Regions from separate parts of the Homo sapiens genome. Here region 1 is linked to region 2. The links are chromatin loops, found by intact Hi-C in ENCODE. Cell type or tissue: MCF 10A. All regions are shown on one strand. Links, peaks and the distances in the headings refer to the core of each region. The heading gives the core; the rest is flanking DNA. Region 1 has its middle 100 kb from the start of NR3C1. Region 2 has its middle 13 kb from the start of HMHB1.

Region 1 (5,388 bases), core at 310-5,309, 320 kb before region 2:
TTTCAGCTAATTTCCAGTTTTGATTATTCATGTTTGTAAACTGTCACATGGGTTTATTACTGGGAGACAAGGAAGCAACACAACCACTTGATTTGCTCTTTGTGTGTCAACTGAATAACAAATGCACAGTGGAAGAAGTGATGTGATCGGTTTGGAAGAAGTGATGTGATTGGTTACTGATCATGATGTGAATCTGTTAAGAAGTGATTTGTGGACCAAAGAGCAAGCAGCTCACAGTTTATAGTTCATATATCATGGTTACTGAAATTTGAACTGTGTTGTTGAAGGGCTGGTGCTATTTAACTAAATTGTGGTCATTGAAGTTCATGCATAGTGGAACTGTGTAAAGCAAAGTGTTTTACTCTGTTTTATGCTGCCATAACAGAATGCCACAGACAGAGTAATTCATAATGAAGAGACATTTACTTGGCTGATGGTTCTGGAGGGTGGGAAGTCCAAGAACATGGTCCCAGCATCTGACAAGGGCCTTTGTGCTACATTATCTTATGTAGAAGGCAGATGGGCAAGAGAGGGTGAGCACAAGAGAGCAAGAAGGAGCTCAACTTGTTTTTATAACAGACTCTCTCCCATGATAACTAACCTGCTCCAGTGATAATGATCATGACCTAATCACCTCCCATTAGGTCCCACTTGCCAGCACTGTCACATACGAGATTAAGTTTCCAACACATGAACTTTGGGGGACACATTCAATCCATAGCACAAGGACTGCTTGCACATAATAGGGATAATTTGAGAATGTCGTGGGGGTACATGATAGAGATTCCCACTAAGTCTGTGGGTCAGAGAATAAATTCTTAGAGAGATGACATATAAGTTGAGACTTGATAAATGAGTAGTAATTATCTTATTAAGGGGGAAGTGTAGGAAAGATTGTTCCAGGCAGAGGGAAGGGTATGTGTAGAGCCCCAAATGCAAGAAAGTGCATGGGACTTGGGGTGGTAGCCATGGTTGTTTCAGGCTGACTGTGGGTGACAATCCAATTCCATTATCTTGACTCCCTCCAGCCATGCAGGCTGCTGCTTTTAGTTACCAGGCAGCACTGACTGCTGTAGCTGGGGACCTCAAATGCTCTGTTTGGGACATTCACCTGAAGAAGGTGAAGTGCAGTCTACTGCCTCTTCTATACCAAGAGTCGCAGTTGGGGCAGCTGGGAAAATCACCAGGAAAATAAAACCAAATCAAACAAAATTAATTTAGAGGATAGTTTATATACATAAGATAGGGAATACTAACGATTCAGATGCAAACACTCTAAGTACAGAATGGTATAAGACAGGAAGAAAATCCCTTTCACGAGTCACAATTCAGAAGGTCAATTCAAACCTTTAAGTGATAAACCACATTTCTAGTCAAGCTGAATACAGAGTACAGTATTTTATTTGCTAAAATCTGAATGGTTACTACGAGCCACCCAGCTTAGGTAACATACCCAAAATAATCTCTATGAATTCCCACAACACTCTTATGGGATAGCCATTATTATCTCAATTGTATAAATGAGAAAACAGTGGTTAAGTCACTATAAGGTCACAGAGCTTGGATCCAAACCTAGTGCTTATTTTACAGCCTGTGCCTTTAGCAACTATACCACCAGTATATTTAATCATAACTAATAGAAACAAACACAAATATTGAGTGATTACTTTTATTTTTTATAAGATAAACAGACCAAGAGAAATGCTAGTTAAAAGCATTTATCTTTAGAGCAAGAATGCTCCATCCTTGTAGAAACATTGAGACAAAAAGAATGCATAAGAGCAGCAGTTTTAAGAAAAGTTTGGTGAAACTAAGTGAAATTCCAGGCATGAGCAATCAATTTAAGATTCTATTAGGAAAGCAAAACAATGAGATTATTTCAATTATTGAGTTAACAATGAGATTTCACCATCTACATTCTAGCCATGAGTAAGACATTTATTTGAATCAGATAAGGAGATATAATGTCATTTGAAGGAGGCCCAGTACATTTAATAACAGAGATAAATGAAACTGACAATGATCTCATACTTTATAAATCTAAACAAAGGACCAAGGTTAGACACAGGGATCCTAGTGGTTGATGAGTTAGTTAAAATGCCGCTTTTTACCCTATCTATTGGAGACCAGACAGGATTTTTGTTTTCTTCCTCTAAACAAGGAGGTTAAGAAAGAATTAATCCAATTGCATTTAAAACAAAGTGCAGGAGCAAGAAACAACCTTGAACCTTCCTTACTCAAATAGCAGCTCTGTTGGTAATTTAATCACTAACTGAGTTGTGTAACTTGCCTATGACAAATGGTAAAATACCTACAATGTGGAAATCTGCCAGAGTAATTCCTTCACAGGAATGGGAGGGAAAGGCTCAGCCAGCTCACACTCATACCCTGCCTCCCTATGCTCAGTGTCTGAAATTGCTTCTGTATTAGGAGAGAATATGGGAACTGTTCTGGATCTCAGGAGAATGTGAAGTCACTGAAATGTTTTTGAATACCCACTTCCCTTCACTCCCCTTCCCACCCTACTTGGTACTTGCTGGCATGTGGCACCATGTGAGCTACAGGCAGTGCATAATGAAGTCTAAATGTTAGCAAGGAATGGACAGGAGATCCTGTGGTGTGTGATCTGGCTTGTCCTTTCTGCCTTCCTTGCGCTAATGTTTAGTTTCAGACACGGAAATTTTGAATGGGATCAATCTGAACTGTTCCTTTCTTTGCTGATAAGTACAACTTTTCGTTCTCCAGTCTCAGCTTAAGCTTCATTGTCTCTTGGAGGCTTTCCTAAGTCACCTGAACTACATTAGGACTCCTTGGCACACACTTCCACAGCTCCCTATGCTTTCTAGTACTAAACACACTTCTTCCATCTTCTCCAGTGCATCAGAGGGTTCACTGCAACATTTCAACACCCAGTCACAATGTCTGGCATGTTGCTTGCCTTTAGTCAATGTTTGCAGAATGAATGGTTGCCTTTGTCATTTTCTTTTTAAAAAGGTATTGTAGACAAAGGCAGTGGTTCACGCCTGTAATCCCAGCGCTTTGGGAGGCTGAGGCAGGCAGATCACAAGGTCATCACAAGGTCAGGAGTTCAAGACCAGCCTGGCCAGCAGTGAAACCCCATCTCTACTAAAAATACAAAAATTAGCTGGGCATGGTGGCACACATCTGTAGTCCTAGCTACTCGGGACGCTGAGGCAAGAGAATTGGAACCCGGGAGGCGGAGGTTGCAATGAGCTGAAATTGCGCCACTGCACTCCAGCCTGGACCACAGAGTGAGACTCCATCTCAAAAAAAAAAAAAAAAAAAAAAGGTATTGTAAAATATTTAAGACAAACACAAATGTGTAAATAAAAATATTACAAACCCCCACATATTGACTACAGATTAAGAATGAAAACAATATTGATACAAGTTTAAGTCCCTACTTAGTCCTCTTTGATCACATTCTGCTCTCTAGAGGCAACTAGTGGTCTGAATTTGGTGACTACTATTTCCATGCATTTCTTAATACTTTCACTACACATATATGTAAACTTATTGTTTTGCATATTTCTATAGTTTGTACAAGCATTATACTATATGTATCCTTCTGATATTGACTTCTTTCAAACTGTGTGTGATTCATGATTCATTCATGCTGTTGTATTTAGCTAGAGGTTATTTGTTTTCACTGCTGTGTATTTCATTGTATAAATGCTTCATTATTAATCTGTTTTCTTGTTGATGGGTTATTTTCTAAATTTTTGCTATTGCAAAATATTATGAATGTCCTTGTACTTGCAACACTTTTCTTCTTTTAGGTCACATTGTGGTTTCCAATATACTAGACCTTTTCATTATTCACCTGTCAAAAGTGACCTGCACAGGATCTCTGAAAGCTGTAGGAGAGATAGGTGATAAGCAAACCTATGCTTGTATGAAAATGGGTATCATTGGATTTACAAGAAGCAGTGTGGAACAGTGACATGAACATTGATCTGGGAATTCAACAGACATGGATTCCAGTAACCACTCAACTTCTTAGCAGCCACGCTGCACTGGGAATACAATGCTTCAGTTTTCATACTGTATAACTTGAATAATAGTCTCCTATCTGCCTACCTCACAAGGTTGTAACTATGATCAAATGAAATAATATTGCTAAAAAGATTTTGAAACCTGATATATTATGCAACATTGGAACATCAACAACCAAAATGTATTACCCAAGTGTAATGTGGCAAAAGAGGTATAATAAAACAACCATACAAAAATATAAAATAATGTGTTATTGCCTTCTACATTTAAACTTGTTATTGTCTACAAGTTGTTATCCTTTATCTACATTAAATTGAGGTGTTCTAGAAATGATACTTTATTCCCAGAGGAAAGATTGGAAGAAAATCAGGCTTTTGAGAGAAATGGACTTTGGGTTTCTACTGCCTATAAAATCCTACTGAGAACATCATTGAAATGAATTGAATTGGTTCGAAAAATGGTACTTTTGCCAAGGTTCTGTCTTTAGGCTTAGGTGTACGTTGAAGTAGGAGAGTTGTAATGGTTAAAATGAGGATTTTAGAGTGCAAATGACCTGGGTGCAAATCTTGGCTCTATTTTCCTTCTCTTTAATGAGTATAATATGATAATTTAACAGGATTGTTGGGAAGATTAAATGAGCTAATGTAGGTAGAGCTGCATATTTGGCCCTTTGAATATGTGGCTCAAATCCAGGCTTAGCTGAGATTTCCCAACAGGTGAGGCAAGGTTGCTGGGGTTTTGTTCCTGTCATATGATCTCAGTTACCTCAGTTTAACTCCTTCTCACTTTAAAAAAAAGTGTTGGTACAGCCATTATGTCAGGACGTGCAGCTGTCGTATGTCTACTGATAATTTTGAATGAATGACTGAGCTAGCTATGTTCAGTGAACAAAGAATGCTGTCACTACTAAAAAGAGTTTCGGATGTGTCAAATGTTTTGCCCTGAAGTGCTGACTTCTGGTTTGGAAACTGAGAAAGAGTAGCCTGGTTAATCTGTTTGACTAACCAGCAAGGAACCAAAGAGAGGGTTTCAAAGTAGTTGAAGACTAATTTTAATCATGCAATCTTTTTCTCAAGCAAGAGCTAAGAACAGATAAGACTGAGGCCTAGTATCAGAACTCTGGGTTCCAAATAGCTATTCTTGAAGCATTTTTTTTTCTTTTGAGACAGTTTCGCTCCATCCATGTGCAATGGCACAATCTCAGCTCACTGCATCCTTTGCCTGCCAGGTTCAAGTGATTCTCCTGCCTTAGCATCCTAAGTAGCTGGGATTACAGGCAAGCGCCATGACACTTGGCTAATTTTTGTATTTTTAGTAGAGATTGGGTTTCACCATGTTGGTCAGGCTGGTCTTGAACTCCTGACCTCAGGT
Region 2 (5,388 bases), core at 300-5,299:
TTAGGGGACAGCAGGAAGGAACTAACTAAAATGCAAGTCAAAATGTAATCGTGATATAATAAATTATAAACATAAATTTGCAAGGAGGACTAGCTTCATTCCCTTCGTGTAATGAATGAGCATTTGTAAAGGGGTTGAACATAGGAGCAGACTGAGAGAAGGGAGGGCCATTCAGGTTGAGAGAACAGCATGAGCAAAGGCCTGGAGGAGGGAATGTGCCTGACTGTTCAGAGAACAGAGAGAGGTTCTTGTCATTTAGAGCGTAGCGTACAGGTTGGGGCACAAGACTCTGCGTGAGATAAATTAGGGGAGGGAGAGCAGGGCCAGAGCCTTGGGGCACTTGCGAGGAATCACAGATGCATAGAGTCCAAGGGCTGCCGGAATGTTCAAGAGTGGAGATTTTGTGCACAGGAAGCCATACCCTCTCACCCAGGTTACTGTACCAGCTTTCCATCGTTCCCTCCATTCTGTTTCCACTCAGGCCCTCTCTAATCTATTCCCCACACTGCAACCACAGTGGTCCTTTGGAAACTGCAAATCAGATCAGGTCAGTCTTCTGGTTTCCTTTTCTTTTAGAATAAGTTTGGAATGTTAATATGACCTCTGGTGTTGTGCAGAGCAGGTCTTACACACACACCCCCCAACACCTGCCTGACCTTGTACCAGGACACTCCATTTCTCCCATAATGTTCCAGTCTACCTGACCTGCTCCTCCCTGATCCTAGGCTGCTATGGGGTATCTCTTGTGCTAACTGTAATGCTGGAAAATAGTAGGTGGTCAATACACAGCTGTGGAATGCAGTACGAAAGGTAGGCGTGCATGAAGGAATGAATGGAGTGCCGCTATAAGATTCTTTTCAAGTACCATTGGGCCTTATCATGAAGTGCCTGCAAGAGCAAGAAACTCCCTATTCTGCTTGGAGAGCCAAAGACAAATGGGCACAGGTGGAGGAAGATTCTGAGGTAAAGACAAAGGAAGCTGAGGATGTTCACATGTTTTCTTACATTTACTACAATGTGCATTTAGTATATTTGGGATTGAGGGGAGTAGAAAAGGCCTGACATGGGGACCATGGAGAATAAAACAGGAAGCAAAGAAAGTTCTCCTGAAAGGTCTGCAGAGGAGCTTTGAGGTTTGGTCAGAGAGGATGAGTGGGAAGAAGGTCAGGGCAGTGCTGGGGAAGAGAGGGCAGAGTGCTAGGTAGACTCAGGATTGGTCAGGATGGGCATCATGGAAGGTCAGGGGATTTTAGAGCAGGAACAAGGGTATGGCTGAATTGACCTGCCATGGAGTCCTGAGCAGACAAGAGAATACAGAAAGAGGGATTATACACTGAGGGTGGAGGAAAGGCTGGCTGGAATCCAAAGGAGTGTGAGAGACATGTGTCCATGAGATTGCAATCACAGAGGCGATTCAGAAAGGTCAAGGTCACAGAAGAGAAGACCTGCTCGAGGCAGGGTTGCCCGGTGGCTGCAATAGAGAAGGAGATCACGGGAATCAAGAGCAGGAAATCATTGGTCCAAGAGCTGAGGTCACTAGGGATAATAGCTAACCACTGGACCTTTTTAATGGCATGTATAATTATAATCCCACATGTACTGGTTTACTTGCCATTGTCCATTTTTCACCATACCAAACTAAATTATAAGCCCCTCAAGGGCAAGGATGAAGTATGTTTCTGTGTGATATCCAGTGTCTGTCATAGTAAGAAATATTCATTAAATATTTGGAGAGCAAATGAATGAATGATTGAATGTTTGACTACAGCACACCACTTCTCACGAAAAAGACTTTGTTTATAGCAATTGTGTAGTACCAGTGGAAAAACACTTGAGACTGGGGAGTAGTGAAAACATAGTTTTACCAAGCCGTGAAGCTCTGGATTATATACAGTTGTTTGTATGATACCTAAGTTGTTCTCTCCATTCTGAAAGTGTACGTACTTCAAGGGCAAGAGCCAAATCCTATATAATCCTTATGTAATACTTCCTTTCTATCCACAGAGCAGCCAGCAGAACTCTAGAAAAATAACAAGCAGATGTATACAGCCTGGAGGAGGAGGTTTTATAGTGAAACAGACTTTTATAGAGTTAGAGAAAACTGCCCCATCACTGATCTTCAGTAACTTGTTTCCTCATCTGTAAACTAGGAATAAAAAACAGGATGCAGCACATAGGGTTGATGTAAAGCTTAAGTGAGATAATGCGTATACCCATCTGTCAGTGCCAGGTACATAGCCCTCCATGTAAGACAGCTAAAGATAAAAATACTATTTTATCTGTTTTTTGGACTGTGTAAGCTGCAGTTGGATTTAGGGTTTGTCACTGTTTGTAGCAGCGACATTCTCATGCTCTTCTCAGTACCCTGGCCAAAAGGTTTGCTTCAGCAGCAGTGATTCCAGACCCCAACTCTGCTCTTCTCTGGAAGCAGGTATCTGCACGCTCCCACAGCAGGGGCTGATGACCTCAGGGGCTGATCTGTGCAAGCACAGCTCTATGCTGCCCTCTGGTGGATGTATTTTGGGCTGCCCCTTCCCTGCCATGGACTTGCTGCTGTGCTGACATTAAGGTGCAAAGATAAACTATATGAAGAGCACCTATGAGGAGGTTCTTTGGAGATTACAGGGTAATGAGGGAGGAACGCACTCCACCAATTGTTGTGTTTGGTTCAGCTTCTCAGTTGTACAATCCTACTTCTACCAAGGGAATGGCTATTTCTGCACCAATGAAAAACTCATTACCTCCAAGGGATTTTGGAGGTTAATCAAGGTGGTTCTGAGGCTCTGAGAGGGGCAGCGTCGAGCCTAAGATCACACAGTTAAACGACGACTTTGGCCTCTTAATCTCTGTATTATAACCATTTGCAGACCACTTTCTTTCTGTAAGGAAAAAGTCACAGGGCTCACTGTAAAATGCAAATTATTCTGGAAGGGCATCTGCTTTGCCTCACCTGAGAGTAATCTAAATGGCCATAATAGACCCAGGAGCCATGTTTATGTCTTCTCTTTTCCTCATCTATTACAGCCAATAAATAAGCAGGCTCTTCGGTTTTCCATATCATGTGTCTTATTCGCTGTGCTCCATCTCATCTGCTACTAACTAGCTCCATTCCCTATCTCTTTGTTTGGATGACTACAGTTGTCTCCTAAGGGCTCTCTCTGCTTTTCTCCTCCCAGCTCCTTCACAATCCTCTCTCCTCCCAGCAGCCAAGATGAGCTGATACAAGTCCTGTTTAAAACTCAACACTTCACCCTTGTCTAGACATCCATATGTGATTTCAATCTCATTGTATACCCATGCCCCCTTGGCTCTCCATATTCCAGCCAACCTGAGCCCTCTTCCATCACTCCGACATGGCCAGCCTTTGCCTTTGCACTTGCTGTTCTCTCTGCATGGAATAGTCTTCTCTGCACACTTCTCATGGCTGGCTTTTCCTCTTCTTTCATCTCAGTATAGATGTCTCCTCTTAGAGAGGCCGGCAATGACCACCCTATCTAAAAGAACTCCTTCCCCCAACATTCTCCTTCCCCAATATGGCAGCTCTTGTTATGCGTTTCTATGAATTTCCTTCATAACAGTAATCACTACCCGTCATTATCTTGTTTATTTGCTTAATGCATGTTCTCCATTAGAATATAACTTCCAGGAGGGCAGACTCTTTGCCTTCCCATTGCTGGAGTCTTCTCAGTGTCTGGTACATAACAGATACTCAAAAAAGTGCTTAGTGGAGTGGAAGAGGAGTACTTTATAGCTTGTGGCATTGGCTAACTTTTCATAACCTGGCCCCATCTGTAGCTGCTCCCCTGCCATACCCAGCCACGTAGAACCATCTTGATCAGATCGTTCCCTTATGTTGGTTGACTGAGTGAATGAGCATGTTTAAGGGATTTCATTTTCTCTATAGCATGTCCTGTATGAATGTTGATATATGCATAGACAAAGCTTTATATATTTACACAAAATCACATTCCTTCCTCCATGAAACTTATAATCGTGAATTTGAATTCCTTTCTTTATTCATTGCTGTAAGTCATAGTAACAAGATTTGATTGTACTAAACGCCATCCCATCACATTAATACAAACTTGATATTATGTTTATTTGATGAAGGTTTCCCCTGAAACTAGGCACTCAGGAATTGTTTCCAAGAAAAATAATTGAATAGGGAAAGAGACTGCAGTTGCCATTAAAATTAAAACCAGAAATCATTTCGTGTGTGTTATTCTTCCCTGGTTCCACCTCCAGCAATGACTGGAAACAGGTCCTTAAGGGCAAGTAATAAGAATGAATGTCACAAGAGTCAGAAATAATGAACCAATATCTTGCAGAAACACTACAGCATATGCCAACACAGAAAGAGGGTTGGGTAGGAAAGTGTGTGCATGTGAAAAAATAAACATCCCAGTAAAGAAATACGCAGAACCACGTTGATATATATACACAATGTCAGGTTCCTTTTGACTCAACAACAATAATCTGGTCACACAGAGTGAAACTGCAACCCTATCTGGCCCTTGATGTGGAAGGTGCTGAATCACCTGCCCAGGGGAAACTGCAGACATTTAGCACTTTCAAAGATGAGAATGAGCTAATAAAATTAGAGTCTGGCTCACTAAGCAAACATCACTGTGTGCCAGCCTCTCTTTGGAGCAAACCTGCTTTCTCAAATGCACACCACAATTTACTCTCCATGTACCATTTCCCTTATGTCAGTGAATGCCTTTCTCATGTCTTTGAATGTCTTTCTTGATAGCATACGAAAAATGAAGAGAAGGTGAGTTGAGAGGGGAAGGAGTGGGGAATAATAACATTTAACTAGATTTGTCATCTACTATTTCTATTAATTACCCTGGGGTTTCATCTCCTGGATCTTGTTATCTCTTTAGAGTAAAAAGCATTTAGTTTACTTAGATGATGGCCAAATACTCTTTTTTAAAAAAATACAGTTAGATAGAAAGAATAAGTATTAGTGTTCAAGGGTGACTATAGCTAACAATAATTTACTGCATATTTAAAAATAGCTAGAAAAGATTTGGAATGTTCCCAACACAAAGAAATGATACATGTTTGAGGTGATGGATATCCCAGTTGCCCTTATTATTACATATTATATGCATGTATCAAAATACCACAGGTACTCAATATACATATACAATTATTGCATATAAATAACAAATATTAGAAAAATACTTTTTTGTCCTCAAATACTTTGACCTTTTTTTCATTTACATAGCTGCTACTCAATATGTGAAAAATTTATGCTTTCTAATTTAAGATTTGAATACTCTAGGAAAACCAGTGTCAAAGATAATTTTGCAGCAGGGAGCGGGGACTAACAATGAAATCAAGATTAGTAATCCCAAGACCTAACATGCTGAATAAATTTAA

Evidence for each region. A loop is a pair of places that touch in the nucleus more often than their neighbours do. Peaks named below come from ENCODE experiments on the same cell type or tissue, not always from the same donor. Only the 100,000 strongest peaks of a DNase experiment are listed, where the experiment ranks them.
Region 1: it touches region 2 in a loop (5-fold over the local background); 7 of 110 quality-filtered maps call a loop at or near these places.

The regions. Positions count from the first base shown.
Region 1 is chr5:143,505,089-143,510,476 of GRCh38, forward strand. No RefSeq gene overlaps it. Among named protein-coding and RNA genes, the nearest start is that of NR3C1, 100 kb to the left of the region's middle. RefSeq lists an enhancer at 2,136-2,430. In MCF 10A, for the core only: a CTCF peak has its summit at 2,402; a DNase peak (open chromatin) is centred at 2,343.
Region 2 is chr5:143,822,802-143,828,189 of GRCh38, forward strand. No RefSeq gene overlaps it. Among named protein-coding and RNA genes, the nearest start is that of HMHB1, 13 kb to the left of the region's middle. RefSeq lists a silencer at 2,440-2,579. In MCF 10A, for the core only: a CTCF peak has its summit at 2,506 (motif pointing left); DNase peaks (open chromatin) are centred at 2,500 and 4,530.